Regions from separate parts of the Homo sapiens genome. Here region 2 is linked to region 1. Evidence: read pairs that join two places in POLR2A ChIA-PET (ENCODE). Cell type or tissue: K562. All regions are shown on one strand. Each heading gives the region's core, and the rest is flanking DNA. Links, peaks and the distances in the headings are about the cores only. Region 1 holds the start of GHSR (growth hormone secretagogue receptor). Region 2 has its middle 20 kb from the start of LINC02068.

Evidence for each region. ChIA-PET counts read pairs that join two places held together with the same protein. Peaks named below come from ENCODE experiments on the same cell type or tissue, not always from the same donor. Only the 100,000 strongest peaks of a DNase experiment are listed, where the experiment ranks them.
Region 2: POLR2A ChIA-PET joins it to region 1 with 5 read pairs; 4 of 35 experiments call an interaction of 5 or more read pairs at or near these places.

The regions. Positions count from the first base shown.
Region 1 is chr3:172,445,935-172,456,951 of GRCh38, reverse strand. It overlaps GHSR (growth hormone secretagogue receptor), which reads left to right and starts at 8,496. Exons shown (of 2, transcript NM_198407.2): 1 at 8,496-9,334. The coding sequence starts at 8,539. RefSeq lists enhancers at 6,617-7,117, 7,118-7,618, 8,570-9,337. In K562, for the core only: no CTCF peak of the experiment used is centred there; a DNase peak (open chromatin) is centred at 7,071; H3K27me3 peaks cover 3,320 bases.
Region 2 is chr3:172,609,691-172,620,707 of GRCh38, reverse strand. No RefSeq gene overlaps it. Among named protein-coding and RNA genes, the nearest start is that of LINC02068, 20 kb to the right of the region's middle. RefSeq lists an enhancer at 7,224-7,725. In K562, for the core only: no CTCF peak of the experiment used is centred there; no DNase peak of the experiment used is centred there.

The DNA of each region.
Region 1 (11,017 bases), core at 2,244-10,243:
AAGTGAACCGAAAAAGAGGAAGACACAGTACCTGGCCAGGCAAAGGAGGTACCCAAGAGGATGGTGAACAATCAGGACAATAACCTGTGTAACAAGCCCAGAGAGTACTAGTTCAGATTGGAGTAGCGGAGTGTAGGTATCCAGAAGCACTGTCCCAAAGAAACAGGTCGAAATGCGTAAAATAACCTGTTGAGTTAAAAAATGTTGAGAGGAAGATTAGTAGTAGTTATTCAGAAACTAGGCAAATCATCCAATAAGGTGGTTATAACACCAAGGAAAACAAAAGGTGTTTCAAGAAAGGAGAATATTATCACAGTGTACTATGTGGTTCAGATTTAGTAATATCTACATCAGCATAAAATGTGAATATTGAGGATAAATCTAATCCCAAAATTATAGTATGATTACATTTGGAAGATGAAAGAGGGGAGGGTGTGTGTGTGTGTGTGTGTGTGTGTGTATGTGTGTGCGTGTACCCATATATGGGTGATTCATGAGTTGAGAGTATAAAAGAAATAAATAAGCTTCTTTCATAACAGTATACCAATACATAATAATGCATAATGCATAAATCAGTGCCAATATGGTTTAATAAGCCCTGTATAAGTATTTGAAATTATAAACCTATATGTAACTTTGATAACTATTAATAGATAAATTCTGGTATTAACTAGGCTTTAAAGGACTAGGTAAAAGTAGTAATGCTTAATATCAGATGCAAAACTAGTGGTATGAGTATCAGTAAAAATATGGAAAGTCCCACTGAAATATCTATGGGGAAAATTCAAAAAGAGATGGGTATAGGAGACTTTCTAACATGTTTGAGTTTTTAAGAAACATGTTACTTCTATAGTCAGAAAATCACAAAGATTTTAAAATGAATCTCTAAATTGTAAAATTATTTTAATTTTCATAGTGATTACTTATGATAATAGGTCTCATTTGCTAATTAGAAAATGATTTTTACCGGATGTGGTGGCTCACACCTGTAATCTCACCACTTTGGGAGGCCAAGGCAGGGGGATCGCTTGAGCTCAGGAGTTTCCGACCAGTCTGGGCAAGATGGCAAGACTCCATCTTTACAAAAAATAAAAAAAATTAGCCAAGCCTGGTGGTGTGCACCTGCAGTCCTAGCTACTTAAGAAGCTGAGGTGGGAGGATCCCTTGAGCCCAGGAGTTCGAGAATGCAGTGAGCTGTGATTGTGGCACTGCATGCCAGTCTGGGCTAGAGAGCAGGATCCTATCTCTTAAAAAATAATGCTGCTGATGATTTTTAAGGTACTTGAATGCGAAGATTATTTTAGATATATATTTCTACTCCTCTGTTGATATACTTGATATTAAATATACATTCTTACAGCTTGCTGGTCTGGAAAGAGCAATGTGTACTTCTTGCTTTGAAATATGTACATGACATTATTTAAATGAGGCTACATGATGTGGTAGAGAGAGTATAAGTGATGAAGCCAGATATATTAGTACATTGTGTTCAAAGCTTGAATAGAACATTAAAATAAATGATATATTTTATGAAAAGTACAATATAGTGTTTAAATTTCCTTATAAGCCTTCTTATATGTTCTATATTTTTATTAAAATGAAATATAAATTTAATCAACACAGGAAATGTTTGTTTTAGGTGCTCTACTACCTACAAGACATTGTACTAGGTCATCTAAAGAAAAATATGTCTTTGCTTTCAAATTACTTACAGTCACATTGGGAAACATGGCAGAAACTGTAAATTGTTTATTCAAATCTAGAACCCTGGGAGTGATAACGTGCCCTGCTATAAATGTGTATTTTCCAGCCTCTCTTGAAAATGGAGTTGGCCAATGTAACGTGAGAGTTTTGAGTCAGAATTTTAAGAAAGCTCTTTATCCCTGCCTCTCTGTTTCTTCTTGCCTGGAACTCATTTAGATGACTGGGAGCTCCAGCACCAATCTTGAGCCAGGAAGCAACCTTGATATTGGAAGCCACTCACAAAGGATGGTGGAGCAGAGAGGCAAAAGGAGCATGAGTTCCTGATACGAGTCCTGGGCAGTCTATATTCCGATTTCCCTTAGAAGCAAAATGAATCCATAAGATTTTATGTTTTTTCAGTCTCTTTTTTAGGTTTCCTGATGTATGTATCCAATCTTTATCCTGATTAATACATGAAATATGGTATCAAAAAGTGAAATTTTAATAATTAAAGAGTACATGGCACATGGCAGTGTACAATTCATTGAGTGGTACAAATCCAGCATGGATAGGCAGTATATAGTGCCTGAGTGTTGAGACTGGGCTCTGAAAATACATATAGAAATTTAATACAAGACAAGAGTCACCTTAAATTATTAAGGAAAAGGCAAACTTTTTAATAAATGATGCTGAAACAACTGAGTAACCATTTGGAAAAGGATAAAATTGGATCCATATATCATTTCATGTTCCAAGATAAATTGCAAATGGATTCAGAAATATAAGTGTTAAAAACTAAAGCCAAAAAATAATAGAACAAAACACAGATTCCTTTATAACTTAGCAGTGAGTAAAGCCTGCATAAATATGACTCAAAATCCAGAAACAATAACAACAAAGACTGACTAATTTGATGACACAGAAATTTAAAACTTGTGTGTGTCAAATAAAGAAAAATACCCATAAGTAAAATTGAAAAGACAAATGAACAGCTGGGAAAAAATATTTTCTATTTATGTTCTTCCAAAGGACTATCTCTCCAACACAGAAAGAGCTCCTAGAAATCAATTTTTAAAAGCAGAAAAACAACCCAATAGAAAAATGGGCAAAAGTCATAGTCCAGCAGTTCACGTGAAAAGAAAAGCAAATGGCCCTTAAACATATGAAAATATGCTCATCTCACTCAAAATAAAGGAATGCAAAGGAAAAACACAATGAGAAACCATTTCTCACCTAACAATTAAATTGGCAAAAATTCAAAAGTTGACAACACTATGGTAGAGGCTGGGAGAAATCAGGCACTCTCATCCATTGCTAGTGAAGATAAAAGGTGATACAATCCCATGGAGAGGAATGTAGCAATATATAACAAAATTACAGGTACTTTGACCCTTTGATTCAACAATCCCACTTATAAGAATATAATGTAATGTTGTATCTGTTACTTCATACCAAATTTCTCTATATATGTTTTCACAGCCCAGACTTGACGATCAGGCACTATACACTGTGTCTCCATGCTGTATTGTGCCATTCAATGATTTGTATACCGCCATGTATCATCTCTTCTTTTATTAAATTATTTTATATTATTTTGTAATACAGCTGTACACATATAAAATGATATATACATTATCATTTATAGCAATAAAAGATTATTAAAAACACAAATATTCATCAATAAACATTGGTTATATGAAACTAAGGTACATCTTCATAAATGGAAACTGTGTAACTTTCTCTAGGTGGATTATTGAAAGAAAACATTAAAAAATTGCTATGAGAGAATCCCAGGATATAATATTAAATTGAAAAGGCAACACAGAAGACAGTCTGGTATGAATGTATGGTATACTACCTTTTAGTAGGTCACACACACACACACACACACACACACACATAAACTTAGAAAAAGAAACACACACGACAGATAAATTAGAAGCTAAAATTTTTAAATGTTATCTTTTGAAAAGTAGGAAAAGAAAATAACATTTTCCTGGGTATACTTTTGTTTAAAGTTTTAAATTTAGAACCATACTTTAACATTTTAATTGTTAGATCAAGAAAATGTTTTATATATTAAAAACTAAAATTTTAAAGCAAATTTAAAATTTAAAAATAAATAGAAAATTTAAAAATTGAAAGTAATGGAAACAAATGAACCATGTATCAAATTGGTAAATAACCACACATAGAAAAACATTGTTTCAAGTAATTTGAAAATACAGCAATTGTACAAACTTAGTGGGATATACTGTAAGGACAAAAGAGAACTGCAAAAACATCTCAAACTTCATTTGTCAATTTTATTATTAGTGGTAATGCTGACGTTATTAGTCTGAAATCATTTTATGTATAAGATAATTATGTTTATGTTGTTAGAAACAAGATGTTCAGTATAAATATCAACTCAAAGAAGTTAATAATTGGAAATTGAATCAGAAATATCTATACAAATGTATGAGTTTTGAACTTTAATTTGAAAGTAATTTTAAACTTATAGAAAATGTGCAATTATAGTGCAAAGAAAATCATTTTACCGTTTCGTAAGATTTACCTGTTATTAACATTTTGCCCCATTTGCTTCCTCATTTGCTCTATCTACACACACACACACACACACACACACACACACACACATGATTTTTTTGAAACAATTGAGAGTAAGCTGCATAAATCACAGTTGAGTGTGCATCTCTAAGAATAAGAACATCCTCTTCCATGTAGCTGTCAACTTCAATAAACCGAACATTGATCAGAAATTAAAATTAGAAATTACATTTAGTTGTTATGTCTCTTTGGTGTCATTTGTTCTGGAACATTTTCTCAGTCTTCCTTTGTCTTATGTAACATTGAAATTTTTGGAATAATTTTTTAAATAAATGATTCCTCATTTTGAGTTTGTCTGATGTTTCCTTGTGATTAGATTGAGGTTCTTCGTTTCTAGCTGGAATGCATATAAGTGACATTGTGTCCTTCCCAGGGTATCATAGTGGTGATGTTAGTTTTGTTCATCTGCTCAGGGTCTGTCTGATTTATCTACAGTATCATAATTATCATCTCATGATTTATAGATATCTAGATATTGTGAGATGATAATGATTATACACACACTCATCTATATATGTGTATATATATGTATATAGTACATAGCCTATATATATACACACCATATATATGTATAGAATATATAGCAATATATATATTATAGCAATAAAAGATTATTAAAAACTCACAAATATTTATCAATAAACTGGTTAAATGAAACTAAGGTACATCTTCATAATGGAAACTATGTAACTTTATTTATATGTATAGAATATACATATAATGTGTATACATATGTATATATCCTACCTTTGTCTGCAGAACCTAGACCATAATGCTCCAGGGATAATAACCAACCCCACTGCCCAAATGTTGGTCTCTAAATGCTGTTTCCCACTGCGGATACCAGGGATTCTTGAAATAATGGTTGCTCCTAGGTATAGTGTGGAGAATTTACAAGGTGAGCTTGAGGCATCTCATTGTGCCACAAAACACAGCATGTAAGCTCTAAAAATCTAAGTGAGTTATGTCAAAAGGACCCTGGAACCAACTTGAAGTGGATCTCATTGGCCAAAGATGGGACAATTTGAGTGTCTAAAAGAAAACAATCGCCGTAACTGATTGGTATGCACTTACTATATAAAAATCCACAAGTCAATAATAATACTCTTTACACCATTCATAGAACAAGGCATACTGAATGTCACTCCAAAATGCTTTTGTGTCCGTTGTCTGAATGGTTGAGCAAGTTTTCCTTTTTCTGATGGAACTGAACTTTTCCAAGATCCAGCTCAGATGCTGCTTCCTCTGAGAGGCCTTCCCTAAAGCCTCCACGTGGTTCATTCATTCTCTGAATTCCAACAGGGCTCATTGTACATGCCTCTTTAAATGCACCTATCAATACTGTACTAGCATTACTTATTTAACTGTATTTTTCTCTCTAGACTATAAGTTTATAAATATAGGATCTGTCTGGGTTTTATTTATTTTGTTATCCTAGTACCTACCACTTACTAGAGATAGTTTTATATACGGTATTACATAATATTTCACATGTTGTGAATAAATAGAGCAACTACAATAGCACCCTCTGTTTCTTCTTGGTCATGCAATATAGATTTGTCTATATTTTAGAAACTGGTTGAGTGCCATTAAATGGCTGGCTATTTTAGCTAACATGAAAATTTTTTTTATCACAATAGTTTTGGTGGTTTTTGTTTTCAGTTTTTTCAACTATCAGCCATAGCTTTAGCACTGAGTAGACTAGAAATATATCCAACAATATTTTCCTGATTCTCAGTCTTAGGCAATAACTTCCCATAGTATTCTGATTTATCCCAGTCCACTTTCTCTCCCTTTCTTTCCACATACATCAACCTACTGATAATATAGGTCAGGGAGTAACAAAGTTATTGATTAAATAAAAACTTGTTTGTAATTGGTAGTTTGACTTAGTTGTAATACTTAAAAAATAGTAGTCTGAAATTAATGTTTTAAAAACTCAATTTGGGGCCGGGCACAGTGGCTCACGGCTGTAATCCCAGCACTTTGGGAGACCGAGGCGGGCAGATCACGAGGTCAGGAGTTCGAGACAAGACTGGCCAGTATGGTGAAACCCTGTCTCTTCTAAAAATACAAAAAAAAATTATCCAGGCGTGGTGGCACACGCCTGTAGTCCCAGCTACTAGAGAGACTGAGGCAGAAGAGTTGCTTGAACCTGGACTTATGCGCTCAGAAGTCCAAACGGGTGGGAGATCCAATACTGGGAGGCGGAGGTTGCAGTGAGCAGAGATCGCGCCACTGCACTCCAGCCTGGGCGACAGAGGGAGACTCCGTCTCAAAACAAAACAAAACAAAACCAGCAAAACAAAACAAAACAAAGCAAAACGAAACAAAACTCAGTTTGGTCCAATGTCTAACACACCAGCGGCAACCAAACCACTATGTTAAATTTCCTGTATCAAACTTCTCTCATGTAGTAATTTACTGCATGGAGTCTTTCACGCATTTGTGCACACATTCAGTCTTAGGTCTTTGTGGACTTTTAAGTATTAACAATTTAGGTAGTAGAGGTGGTACAAACTGTCTGTGAAAGGCAAGTACAAACGCATTCAACTGAGGGGGATACTCTCTCATACACAGTACGTGGTATCTCATCGGGTGAGCGCCGATGTGTATGGTCAAGGCAGTGACTAACGCCGGCCTGTGCTTCGTGGGAGTCTGCCCTGCTCCTCCGTGGGGTAGGACTGAGGCGTTAGAAGCGCAAGTTAAAAACGGTGGGAGTGACAGGGAAGCCATTCCTCCAGCGGCGCTTTGCGGTAGGATGGATGTGGCGCTGGCCACAGTGCTGAATATGTTCCTGGGGCGGTCCCGAGGTCGGTGGGCCGGGAGGGGCCGGTCGGATTTGTGAATTCGCTGGCAACTGGCAGTCTCATGCCTTCGGGTGCTGATTTCTGGCTCTGAGCAGGAGACGCACAGACCGCGTCCAGAGGGTCACCTTGCTAGTGTAGGGGTGGCCTTTGACCTGTTCCCACCGGCACAGCTTCTACTTCTCAACAGCAACGCGTCTTCTATTTATTGAGTGCCTCCGGTGGTCCCTGACACTTGATATCACCCCCAGTGGTCCGCACAAATCATTGCAATTCAAAGAAAAAGACGTAATGCTCAGGAGGTTGAAGACCTTGCCCAAGGGAATACGGCTACTAAATGGCTGATCTCTCTCAGTTATGCCTCAAAAAATGTTTCCTGCACACTCTCGACGCGCCAGCCTCACAGCCTCTTCTTCACTTGCCGCCTCCACACACCTCCAACCCTGCCTTTTTCCTTTCTCCTGTTCCCTCCCTGACCAACCTCGGCACCCCGCCACCAGGTTTGCATCAAGCAAAAGTAATATACCCTACAGCAGACTCTCTACCACTACCGAGTGATACAAAGGACTGGGATTCTGGACAGGGTTTACTCACATATCTTGCCCCTGTGCGCTCAGAAGTCCCAACCGGGTGGGAGATCCGACACTGGTCCCCGAGTCCCCAGCTCGCTGTGTGACCTTGGACAAGTAGTCACATCGCTGAACCTGGGTCCTATAACTGCGTGAGACTATTCTTTGGTGCTCACCGGTATGAATACAAACACAAGGTCCTTCTTTTCTCTCTCTATCCCCCTTCCCAAGTCGAGTTGGTCAAGCTCGCTTTTTCTTTCCACCAGGGCCATAGCCAGCTGCAGCCTTGTGGAGGAAGAAATCAGGTCCCAGCTGCTAAAGGTGTCCTCCCCACCGCCACCGTCGTCTTCACCCCCACCCCCGGGTGTGACCTGTCCTTCCGGGGCACACTAGTCCAGCGTCGCCCAGGGCTTCGGAGAGAGCGCCTCACGCTCCCGCTTCGCGGCGCCTGGTCCCTGCGGTCCCCACTCGCTGCGACGCTTTGGGAAGTGCGAGATGGAACTGGATCGAGAACGCAAATGCGAGGCAGGGCTGGTGACAGGTATGCGTGTGGGCGCCGGCCGGAGGATGTGTTGGGAGAAACTTTGGGGGAGTTGGTGGGGGAAAGGGGAGGTGTCAGAGAAAGCAGTGGGTCACTCTCTCACCCACTGACCACCAGTCTCTCTCCCTCTTCCTTGTCCCCATCTCACCTTCTTCCTCGGCTTCTGCCTCTCACCTCCCTCTCTTTCTTCTCCAAGCATCCTCCCTACGCGTCTGCACCCGCTCCTCCCTCGCACCCTCCCGCGCCTAAGCGGACCTCCTCGGGAGCCAGCTCGGTCCAGCCTCCCAGCGCAGTCACGTCCCAGAGCCTGTTCAGCTGAGCCGGCAGCATGTGGAACGCGACGCCCAGCGAAGAGCCGGGGTTCAACCTCACACTGGCCGACCTGGACTGGGATGCTTCCCCCGGCAACGACTCGCTGGGCGACGAGCTGCTGCAGCTCTTCCCCGCGCCGCTGCTGGCGGGCGTCACAGCCACCTGCGTGGCACTCTTCGTGGTGGGCATCGCTGGCAACCTGCTCACCATGCTGGTGGTGTCGCGCTTCCGCGAGCTGCGCACCACCACCAACCTCTACCTGTCCAGCATGGCCTTCTCCGATCTGCTCATCTTCCTCTGCATGCCCCTGGACCTCGTTCGCCTCTGGCAGTACCGGCCCTGGAACTTCGGCGACCTCCTCTGCAAACTCTTCCAATTCGTCAGTGAGAGCTGCACCTACGCCACGGTGCTCACCATCACAGCGCTGAGCGTCGAGCGCTACTTCGCCATCTGCTTCCCACTCCGGGCCAAGGTGGTGGTCACCAAGGGGCGGGTGAAGCTGGTCATCTTCGTCATCTGGGCCGTGGCCTTCTGCAGCGCCGGGCCCATCTTCGTGCTAGTCGGGGTGGAGCACGAGAACGGCACCGACCCTTGGGACACCAACGAGTGCCGCCCCACCGAGTTTGCGGTGCGCTCTGGACTGCTCACGGTCATGGTGTGGGTGTCCAGCATCTTCTTCTTCCTTCCTGTCTTCTGTCTCACGGTCCTCTACAGTCTCATCGGCAGGAAGCTGTGGCGGAGGAGGCGCGGCGATGCTGTCGTGGGTGCCTCGCTCAGGGACCAGAACCACAAGCAAACCGTGAAAATGCTGGGTGGGTCTCAGCGCGCGCTCAGGCTTTCTCTCGCGGGTCCTATCCTCTCCCTGTGCCTTCTCCCTTCTCTCTGAGTCTCCATCTCTATTTCCCCCTGAGTCGCTACCTCTTTCTTCAGTTTCTCTGGGCCTCTGTCTCTCTGCGTTTCTCTCAATTATTCTCTCCTCTTGCTTTCTTGAGTGATGTTTTTGATCTCTCAATCTTTCTCTCTGTCTCTGTCTCTCTCTCTCCTCCCCCTTTACTTTGTCAGTGTCTTTCTTACCGTCTCTATCTCTTTGTGTCTCTTTCTTCCTGTCTCTCCTTTCTCTCTTTCATGCAAAAATGTCCCATATTTGTATTTCCCTAAAATAAATTTTATATCAGCCCAGAAACTCCACTTTAAAAATCGAGATATCTTATAAAAGTCCATTGTGGTCTTTAAGCGTTAAAAGTGAGGACTGACTTCCTGCCTCAAGTAGGATTTGTGAATATCTAAGTTACATTAAGAAAAGCAGGGTTTGGATCTAGAAAGCGTTCAGCGGTAAATTCAACCAAAGACATGATCAATTTGGATAATCCTCTTAGAGATTATTCATTTTTCTTTCAATATTGTGATTTGTTTTCTGCCCTGCATTTTTTCAGATAATTGCATCAATTCTGTTTACCCTGCTGCTGTTCATACAGCTTTGTAAGGAAGTCAGTGACAAATCAGTGAAGTCTCATTTGTTTTTATGATTACCTGCCTCTTCAGGTAGGATAGACTAGGATAAGGTAAGGATAAACTAGATTAAACAAAGCTCCAACAGGAGGAAAGGAGACTTTGTGGAAACCAACAGAATTCACTACTTCCCCAAATGACCCTTCAGGAACATCTGGGCACAATGTCATAACTGGATTTGCTGAATGTTTATTGCACAAATTCAGCTTCTTTAAGTATATGTGTTTGGTACAAGTGAAGTAATAATAAATATGGTTACAGCCCAGCAAAATATTAACTCTACTTGCATTTTCAAAACCAAGGTCTGTATATTTTATTATTTAGATATTATAGTCAAGACTTCATACTTAATGGCATATTTTAAGGCTTCTTAGAAGCCATTCCAGGATGATTTCATATTTCCAATTTTACAGTTCCTGGATCCTCCATATTAAAGTGATAGAGTTTATTCAAGGAATGTCAAAGATTTTATTTTCTGGACCGGTGATTCTCGTGATATGACTCATAGGTTATAAACCTGCTAGTGTCCTCCAAGGGATCCTAAGCTCTCACCTACGAGAGTCACATTGTTACTGTGGCAGTTAAGTTGCTACTATACAACTTAGTTTTAAGGATAAGTTTAATAATTTCCTCCAATTTTATTTTCAAGCCATTAATTTCTTCATTGGTGTCTCAACACCAATGTTAACTTTCTTCTTCCTTGACAATTTGAAGGGGATCACTAAAGTGTTACAACGACTAAAAAATTATTTGTTATTATTTTTCCCTGATTTCTGAATTTAAAACAATCTAAACATTTAGACATCATTAAAAATTATCTTACATAGGCAAAATGAAGACTTGGATGGATGATAATTTATATGAGTTGGTTTAATAATAGCCTTACTTATGTCTATTGTAAGTGGCATAGAATCATTCATCTCAGTGATTCTTAATCCTAACTGTATATTCAATCCTCTGTGAAACTTAAAAAAAAAAAAGAGAAG
Region 2 (11,017 bases), core at 1,744-9,743, 160 kb before region 1:
CCAAGATCACAAAATAAAGGAAAGCTTTCCCCTCAGAGAGCTTGATACAGAAAATTCAAGACCCAGGCTATTTCCTCTTCCTCTCCATGTATCAGAAATGTATAAAAACAAACCAATTATGGATGGGGCATGGCACCTATTACTGACTTAACATTGTTTCTTAAGTCAGTGGTTTTTTTTTTGTTGTTGTTGTTGTTGTTTGTTTGCTTTTTGATTTTTTGAAACAGGGTATGGTTCTGTCGTCCAAACTGGAGTGCAGTGGTGCAGTCATGGCTCACTGCAGCCTCAACCTCCTGGACTCAAGCAATCTTCCCACCTCAGCCTCCCAAGTAGCTAGGACTACAGGCATGCACCACAAGTCCAGCTAATATTTTTATTTTGTAGAGACAAGTTCTCACCATGCTGCCCAGACTTAGTGTTTCTCAAAGGTTAACTGGCATATGAATTACTTGGGGACCTTGTTAGATTGCAGATTCTAATTCAGTAGGTCTAGATGGCCAGAGAGTCTAATTTTCTAATAAACTCCCAGGGATTTCCCTAATGCTGCTGGTCAGCTGACCACACTTTGAGTAGCAAGGCCTTACTGCACTTTGTTTTTTTTTTTTTTTTGAGAGGGAATCTGATTGGTTGCTAGCCAGCCAATAAATTGGTTGAGTGCAATCATCTGGGTCCTGCTCATATGCCCAATTAGTGGGAGCTATGGTTGGAAGTAGAGTCTCAGAATGAGAGACACGAGTGGGCAGGCAGCTCAAAAAAGATCAAACATTATACCCTTATCTGCATCCAAAGTTGCCACAAACATGAGCCAGCTATGAACAACAGAAAACCCTCTCTCCCTGTTGCAAACCTGCAACAACTCTGAGGAAAGTGGGGGGCTGCCTTCAGACTGATTCCAGGTTGTTGCAGGTTTGGAATAGGGAGAAAGGGTTTTCTGTTGTAAGTAGCTGGATCTTCCCCTAGGACCTCTGTTCCCAATCCTCAGCGGTAACCAGTTAACCCTCTAGGTGATATGCATTCTAACTTCTGGCTTGTTGTAATCTATTCCAGGTGTCTCCAGCTGATGGTGTAAGCAGAGTGTATTAGTTTGTTTTCACACAGCTGATAAAGACATATAGGAGACTAGGTAATTTATACAGAAAAAGAAGTTTAATGGACTCACAGTTCCACATGGCTGGGGAGGCCTTGCAATCATGGCAGAAGGTGAAGGCATGTCTTACATGGTGGCAGACAAGAGAGAATGATGAGAGCCAAGTGAAAGGGGAAACCCCTTATAAAAATATCAGCTCTCATGAAATTTATTCACTACCACTAGAACGGTATGGAGGAAACAACCCCCATGATTCAATTATCTCCCACGGGGTCCCTCCCAAAACATGTGAGAATTGTGGAAACTAGAATTCAAGATGAGATTTGGATGGGGACACAGCCAAACAATATCACAGAGGTAGTCACGTGTAAGATGCTGCCCCAGAGATTCTGATTCAGTGAGTCCAGTTTAGGGCCTGAGCACTGGGATTCTGAACAAGTTCCAAGGGTCATTCTGATGTATTGATATACCCCAGTTTGAGACCCACTGGACTGAATTTTTAAAAAATATTGCTTTGCATTGGGGTGGAGGTGTAGGGGGTAGTGGATGGGGTTCCTCACATAAAAATGCATATGTAATCATGTTACGTCAGTGGTTTTCAAATCCTCTGGAGGGCTTCTTAAAACACAGATTGTTAGTCCTACCCCAAAAGTTTCTGATTCAGTAGGTCTGGGGTGGGACTCAATGATTTACATTTTAACAAGGACTCAAGTGATGTTGCTGACCTATGCTGCTGTATTGTGAGAGCCCCTGTGTTATGTGAAGCTGCTACTGATGATCACCTGCTTCATAAACAGGATTGGTGGAAATAGTGTATGTAAACATTTATAAAATGGTTTAGAGCTATGAAAAATGTGACACAGTACTTGGTGAATTACTCAGAGAAATGAATAGAAAATGATTTCTATTATGGCTTTTTATATTTTTCCTTTTTTTGCGGGGGGGACAGGGTCTCACTCTGTCGCACAGGCTGGAGTACAGTGGTGCCATCTCGGCTCACTACAACCTCCACCTCCTGAGTTCAAGTGATTCTCCCACCTCAGCTTCCTAAGTAGCTGGGACTACAGGTGCATGTCACCATTCCTGGCTAGTTTTCGTATTTTTTGGTAGAGAGGAGTTTCACCATGTTAGCCAGGCTTCCCTCAAACTCCTGACCCCAAGTGATCCACCTGCATTGGCCTCCCAAAGTGCTGGATTACAGGCATGACCCACCATGCCCGGCCTAATTTTTTAAGGATCTAAGATAGAAAGGCCCACCTGAGGTGCATTATATTCTCCCTGCACATGAGGAGCATAAGTCAAGTCCAGATGGGAAGGTGATGGCAAGCTCAAACAGGCCCATTTGAGGAGCATTTAATATAGGGACTCTGTGCAGAGATGTGGGCACAATTAAGGAAACCAACAAGAGGCAGTACAATGCTCTGTGACTAGTAGTAACAGGCATCCTCATCGAGGCCTGGTAAGACAAAGAAGGGAATTATTCCCCACTCTAAGAGAGGGTAGCTATGTAAGGAAAGCCTGGAGGCAGCCGTATAAACCAACAGAGAAGCAGGCATGAAAACAGGTTCTCCAAACTTCATTCTCTGATATGGTTTTGTTCGGTTTTGCCACCATATCTCTGTTTGAATTATAATCCCCATTGTTGGAGGTAGGGTCTGGTGGAAGGTGACTGGATCATAGATTTGGATTTCTCATGAAGGATTAACACCATCCCCTTGATGCCATTCTCGTGATAGTGAGTGAGTTCTTGTGAGATCTGGTTGTTTAAAAATGTGTAGCACTGGCTGGACACGGTGGCTCACGCCTGTAATCCCAGCACTTTGGGAGGCTAAGGCAGCTGGATCATCTGAGGTCAGAAGTTCGAGACCCACCTGGCCAACATGGTGAAACCTCATCTCTACCAAAAATACAAAAATTAGCTGGGCATGCTGGTGGGTGCTTGTAATCTCAGCTATTCGGGAGGCTGAGGCAGGAAAATTGCTTGAACCCAGGAGGCAGAGGTTGCAGTGAGCCGAGATCACACCACTGCACTCCAGCCTGGACAACAGAGCGAGACACTGTCTCAAAAAAAAAAAAAAAGTGTGTAGCACCTCCCCCAACTTGCTCCTGCTCCAGCCATGTGACATGCTCTCTGCCCCTTGGCCTTCTGCCATGATTGTAAGTTTCCAGAGGCCTCCCCAGACACAAATGCCACTATGCTTTCTGTACAGTCTGCAGAACTGTGAGCCAATAAAACCCCTTTTCTTATAAATTACTCTGTCTCAAGTATTTCTTTATAGCAATGCAAGAATGGTATAATACATTCTCTTTCTGACTTCATTCTTCTGCCATTGCCTCCATGTTCTAAACAGAAACTAGGGTAGCTTGTTTGTGCAGGCCATATCGGTCAGACTCTGGGCCCACAGCAGGGCAGAGTACTGCGGGATGGATCTGGAAGGGCAAATAGAAGATATCCAGCCTGCAGGGCCTGTAGACTGAACCCCACATCTAATGCTTTGCACCCTATGGTTCACCAGCACAGATAATGAAATGGTGCCAATTGTAATCCCAAAAAACACAATCCCAGATGCCACCATCCCGAATGTCAAAATCCCCAAATCCTTAATTTCTAACTGAATCCCTAAACCATAGTGACAGATTTGAAATTAGGTGCAATCAAGGCCTCTAAAAGTGAATTTCAAGGTGTCACCAATAAAGTGTGCTTTTACTGTTCAGCCCAATGCATTTGGCAGAAAATTCAGATGAGTGGATTGACCACATGATATGGCAATGACAAAAACATCGGTTTAAAATCACATTATTGGCCAGGCGTGATGGCGTGCGCCTGTAATCCCAGCACTTTGGGAGGCCAAGGAGGGCGGATCACAAGGTCAGGAGATCGAGACCATCCTGGCTAGCACCACGAAACCCCATCTCTACTAAAAATACAAAAAATTAGCTGGGCATGGTGGCGGGCGCCTGTAGTCCCAGCCACTCGGGAGGCTGAGGCAGGAGAATGGCGTGAACCTGGGAGGTGTAGCTTGCAGTGAGCCGAGATCGTGCCACTGCACTCCAGCCTGGGCAACAGAGCGAGACTCTGTCTCAAAAAATAAATAAATAAATAAAAACACATTGTTTATCTGCATTGGCATTCCTTCCAGCTGATGAAACTCCAGTAGCTTTTAATGAATTAATGCCACATTTGCTTGAAGGAGCCAGCAAAGTTATGGACTGGTTGACAAATAATTCTGTGAACAGTAGGCTAAGAAAACACTTATGTAATAGTGTTGCTGTTCAATCTCCAGTAATGTTTACAGCAAATTTGTGGTCTGTATATGAGTGCATGTGGAATGAATTGCGTGCCTCTAAAACAACATAGAAGCATGTCACAGAAGATGGAAAATTTAATAGGGAATGCTCATATCAGTGCATATGAAATCATAAAAGAATTTCAAAAGGAGCAGCACCAGGTAGAAAATGAAAGTGAATGTATTCTCCAAAAGAGTCATGCCCTAAAAAAGAAAGCAGCTGTTCACCACAATATGCAAGACTTGCAAACATATGAAGGGACTTTACAAATATTATGGGAAATGCATCTTATGAAAACAACTACACATGGATTTCAATTTTTTTCCACCAAAATTAACTCATACTAACTTGTTGTAATGTGTCTAAACAGGATCTAGTTTGAGGCACTAAGAAGGAATAAGACATCAGTTTGAAAAGAGCCCCTATCAGAACAACATGAATTCTGCTAAAATTGAAGCAAGAACAAATATCAAATGTATGTTAATGTTTGGGTGGAAGAATTGTGAAATCACTGATATTTCATGGAAAGTTTATGGGGACAATGCCCCAAAGAAATTAGTAGTTCACAAATGGATAACTCATTTTAAGAAGGGAGACGACAATGTTGAATATGAGGCCCGCTGCTGCAGACCATCCACATCAGTTTGTAAAGAAAAAGTCTTGTTTGTGCCCCACTGGAAGCGGACTGACTATTTTAACAGCAGGAACAATAGCTGACACCGTAGACATCTTGATTAGTTTAGTTTACACAAATGTGATTGAAAAATTAAAGTTGAGCAAACTTTCCATTCAATGGGTGCCAAAATCATTGTGCTGGCAGCAGCGGGCCGTCCCAAGCGGCCCAGGCTGCAGTGAGGAGACATGGGCAGTGGCCACAGGAGCAGCAGTGGTGGTGGTGGGACCCCTGGCCCTGCATCACCACTCTTGCCTGCCACCACTATGGGGAGGGTGCAGGGAGGAGGCAGACAATCCCTGGAGTCTGCCCCTGGGAGTTTCCCAGGAGCCCACTGCCCTAGGGGCCACCATGATGGGGCTGGCTGAGCCACCTGCCAGCGAGAGAACAGCATGCTTGGGTGTGGCAGTGGCTCCCAGGAAGCCCCGAGGTGTTGGCGCCCCCACCGCTGCCCCTCACCCATGCTGCTCACATTGAGGCCTGCTGCTGCTGCCAGGGCCAGGGATGCCCTGGTCCTCCCATGAGCTATGTAGTCCTTCCTGGAGCCAGGGCACAGCCACAGCAGTTTGGCCACACCCCCACCCCACCTCAAGCCAGAGTCAGTGCCTGCATCACAACCTGCCCCTCAGGCAGGACTGCCAGGGACCACAGTGCCCTGCAGCTGCCAAGTATATAAGTGCAGCAAGAGGCCAGAGCGAGTGGCCAGAGAGGGACCCAGTGAGGACCTGGAGCCCTTGCCCCAGACTGTAAGGAAGTGTGGCCAGGGCTGCACACTCCATGGAGCTGGTGGTAGCCAGGGACAAGTGGGAGCCCGCCCCTTTGGAATTGGTGGGGTGGAAGCTCTCTGGGTACAGCTGCAGCCGCCCTGCTGCCACTCTGGACCTGGGCATCTCTGTGCTCTTGGGGGCCCAGGAAATTTCCCCTTATCCCTCCCTGCTCCACCCCTTGAGGTTCAGAAGTGACTGCTCCCACTGCCTGATTTCTCCCCACTGTCATCACCTGATCTGATCTCAGAGCAAGGATGACACCAAGACTGGGTGCTTTCACAGCCTGGCTGGGTGTGCACATGCTTGGGGCAGCACTTACATGCCAGCTTCCTGCTGTCTCAGCCCCCTCCTGATGTTGTGCACTGACAAGCATGGGAGGGAGGCCAAGGTAGTGCTGAGGACAGCCTGGCACTGGCCTGCAGATACTCTTTGGCATGAACAGCCTGGGCACCATGAATAGTGGCAGGAAGCAGGCTCCAGGGCAGAAGAGGGCTGGTCCCCAGTGAAGCCCCACCTTTAAGCCGGGGAGGGCTGGAAGGCTGGGGCCACCATCGCCAGTCCCTCGGGCCAGAGGAGGAACTTGTGGTGCTTTTCCTTGGGCCTGCCCATGGCCACCCATGGACAAATCAGCAAGTACTTCCTTCCCTCTGAGGCCCATAAAAAGCCCAGACTCAGCCAGACTTGGGGAGAGAACAGGAAGATCATAGAAGATGAGGGGACCTGCCTGCAGAGAGAAGCCACCCACTCTAGGACCTTCTCCCTGCTGACAGCTGCAGAGATGATGGGCCTGCCTGTCTGCAGAGAGGAGCTATTCACTCTAGGGCCTCCTCTCTGCTGTAAGCTGAACACTCAACGGGATGACCTGCCTGCAAAGAGGAGCTCCCTACTCTAGGGTCTCCTCTCTGCTAGGAGCTGAACACTCATCAGGACACCCTGGCTGAGGAAACGAGATACCCCATGTGGGTTTCCTCTGGGCTGTTCTATCCTCAATAAAGCTCCTCTTTGTCTTGCTCACCCTCCACTTGTCTGCATACCTCATTCTTCCTGGTTGCAGGACAAGAACTTGGGCCCCACCAAATGGCGAGGCTAAAAGAGCTGTAACACAAGCAGGGCTGAAACATGCCCCACAAACAGGGCTGAGACAAGACCCTGGCTCGCCATGTTATGGGCAAAGAGAAGGAGAGAAAAGCTGCGGCCCTTCAGGGACCCCAGACCTGGGAGCATCCTGAGCCAGGACTATGACTCCCTCTTTGGGGCCCTGCAGTTCCTGGCATCTCCAAGCTACTGGGCACCACTCATTCCCCAGTGCCAGCTGGGGAAGCTACTTGTGGTGCGCCTGGTACAGCTGCAGGCTCGCAGAGAGCTGGCACCCATGCTGGCACCTGGAGCTGCCTGCCCCATGGTAGCAACAGCGTGTCTGACTGTGCAGTGGCCAGACCCCATGCTCACTCACACACCCCTCACCATTCCACACCTGACTTGCAGTCTCCTTGGAGGGGTGAGGTCCAGGCTGGTAGCGTGAGCTGAATGCAGCCTGCCAGGCCAAGTGGGTGGAATGAGCCCAGCAGTCCTGAGCAAAACCTAGGCAAAGGCGCCACCAGCCACAGATGTTTCTGGCCAGAAAAGCAACATGCGCATAGCTGCAAACCAGAGCAGAGCTTTCAATGGAAATTTTTTAAAAGTGAGATTGAGATTCTCAAGTATTTCTTCAAAGCATTGTAACAGGAGAAGAACTGTGGCTTTACCAGTGTGATCCTGAGGACAAAGCACAATCACAGCAGTGGCTACCAAGAGGTGAAAGTGGTGCAGTCAAAGCACAAGCAGCCTGGTCAAGGGCCAAGGTCATGGCAATAGTCTTTGGGATGTGCTAGGCATTCTGCTTGTTGACTTTCTGGAGGGCAAAAAAATGATAACATATGAAAATGTTTTCAGAAAGTTAGCTAAAGCTTTAGTAGAAAAATATCCAGGCAAGTTTCAACAGAAAGTCCCTCTCCACCACAACAATACTGCTGCTTATTCAGAGGAATAACCCTCACTAAATAAGGGCAATTTTGTGAGATTTTAAATGGGAAATAATTAGGTATCCACCTTAGAGTTCTGACTTGGTTCCTTCTGACTTCTTTTATTTCCTAACTTTAAAAAATCTGGCCAGGCGTGGTGGCTCATGCCTGTAATCCCAGCACTTTGGGAAGCTGAGGTGGGAGGATCAAGAGGTCACGAGATCGAGACCATCCTGGCTAACACGATGAAACCCTGTCTCTAATAAAAAAAAATACAAAAAAATTAGCTGGGCGTGGTGGTGGGTGCCTGTAGTCCCAGCTACTCGGGAGGCTGAGGCAGGAGAATGGTGTGAACCCAGGAGGCAGAGCTTGCAGTGAGCCGAGATTGCGCCACTGCACTCCAGCCTGGGCGATAGAGCGAGACTCTGTCTCAAAAAAAAAAAAAAAAAAAAAAAAAAAAAAAATCTGTAAAGGGCAGCCATTTTTCTTCAGTTAATAATGTAAAAATGGTGACAGTGACATGGTTAAATTCTCAGGACCCTCAGTTCTTTAGGGATGAACTAAATGGTGGGTATTATTGGTTACAAAAATGTCTTGACCTTGATGGAGCTTATATTGAGAAATAAAGTTTATATTTTTGTTTTTATCTTTAAGTTCCATTTTTCTATGAACTTTTTGAAGTCTCTTCATAGTAAATGACCTTAAACCCTCCTGGGTTTAAGCAATTCTCCTGCTTCTGCCTCTGGAGTAGCTGGGATCATAGGTGTGCACCACCACACCCGGCTAATGTGTGTGTGTCTGTGTGTGTGTGTATTTTTATATTTTTAGTAGAGATGAGGTTTCACCATGTTGGCCTGGCTGGTCTCAAACCCCTGACCTCGTGATCCACCTGCCTCAGCCTCCCAAAGTGCTGTGATTACAGGCATGAGCCATCGCGTCTGGCCCCGTTAATTAATTTTTAAATGTGGAAATAGCCTTTCATACCCGGGATAAATCTCACTTGGTTGTAATATATAATTCTTTTTATACATTGTTGAATTCAATCTGATAATATTTATTTATTTATTTATTTATTTATTTATTTATTAAAAGGAGTTTCGCTCTTTTTGCCCAGGCTGGAGTGCAATGGCGTGATCTCGGCTCACTGCAACCTCCACCTTTCCTTTTCATTCTATGAGGCCACCATCACCATAATACCAAAACTAGACAAAGGCATTAAAGAAAACTATAGACCGGCCGGGCGCGGTGGCTCACGCCTGTAATCCCAGCACTTTGGGAGGCCGAGGCGGGCGGATCACGAGGTCAGGAGATCGAGACCATCCTGGCTAACATGGTGAAACCCCGTCTCTACTAAAAATACAAAAAATTAGCCGGGTGTGGTAGCGGGCCCCTGTAGTCCCAGCTACTCGGGAGGCTGAGGCAGGAGAATGGCGTGAACCCGGGAGGCGGAGCTTGCAGTGAGCCGAGATCGCGCCACTGCACTCCAGCCTGGGCGACAGAGCGAGACTCCGTCTCAAAAAAAAAAAAAAAAAGAAAACTATAGACCAATATCTCTCAGGAACACACATGCAAAAATCCTTAGCAATCTGCTAATATTTTGCTATCAGTTATTGCTGATAATTTTTCTTGCTCTAAAGTCTGCTCTGTTTAAAATGAATATAGCACTCCTACTTTCCTTTGATTATTGTTAGTGTGGTATATCTTTCTGCATCCATTTACTTGTAATCTATATTACCTTTATATTTAAAGTGGGTTTCTTATAGACAAGATATAGCTGGGTCTTGGTAGTTTGATCTTTCTTCTCCTTCCGAGACTCTCATTACTCATATGTGACACCTTTTATAGTTGTCCCATAGTTCTTGGATATTCTATTCTCTTTTTTTCAGTCTTTGTTCTCTTTGCTTTTCAGGTTTGGAGGTTTGTATTGAGATATCCTCAAACTCAGAGGTTCTTTGCTCTGCTATGTCCAGTCTACTAATAAGCCCATCAAAGGCATTTTCTGTTACAGTGTTTTTGATATCTTGTATTTCTTTTTGGTTCTTTCTTAGGATATCCATCTGTCTGCTTGCATTGCCCATCTGTTCTTGCATGCTTTGTACTTTATCTATTAGAGCTCTTAGCATATTAATCATAGTTGTATTAAATTCCCTGTTAATTCCAACATTCCTGCCATATCTGATTCTGGTTTTGATGCTTGCTCTGCCTGTTTAAACTCTTTATTTTGCTTTTTAATATGTCGTGTATTTTTTTCTAGATAGCTAGAAAACTAAGTACTGGGTGAAAGAAACTGCTATAAACAAGACCTTAGTAGTATGGTAGTAAGGTGTAAGCAGGGTAGGAAGCATTCTGTAGTCCTGTGATTGGGCTCTTTTAGTGAGTCTATGCCTCTAGATTGTGAACTACATGCATACTTCTCAGTCCTCCCAACCTCACCTTTGGTGGAACAGGGTGGCCAGAGCAGGCTGGAGTTGGGCATTTTCTTTCTTCCAGGTCAGTCAGGCTCTGATAAAAGCCCAGCAGGTTTGGCTCTTGTTAAATTATTTATCGGGAGGAAAGACCTTGTTAAGAAGAACAAAATGCTCTAGTGTATTTCAAAATGGTTCCTTTACCTCCCCTCTTCCTGCCAGAAGCACAGGGGTATTTTTCTCTAATATTCACTCTGCTGACCTGATAGATCTCTTGCAGGTAAGACAAACAAAAGTGTAGGCCCCCTTCCCCCAGCTGGGCCCCCCTGGAATTTTTAATTCTCAAAGTTGTTGTATTAGTGTGTTCTCATGCTGCTAATAAACACATACCCAAGACTGGGTAATTTATAAAGAAAAATAAGTTTAATTGACACAGTTTCACATGGTTGGGGAGGCCTCAGAATCACAGCAGAAGGTGAAGGAGGAGCAAAGGCACGTCTTACATGGCGGCAGGCAAGAGAGTGTGTGCGGGGGAAATGCCCTTTATAAAACCATCAGATCTTGTGAGACTTATTCACTATCATGAGAACGGCACAGAAAAAACCGTCCCCCATGATTCAATCGTCTCCCACTGGGTCCCTCCCATGATATGTAGGGCTTATGGGAGCTACAATTCAAGATGAGATTGGATGGGGACACAGCTGAACCATATCAGTTCTTTACATTGAACTTTCAGCAATTCGTCAATTACAGTTCAGATTTTTCCTACTCTGGCTTTGGTTCTGGCGGAGGTGGCT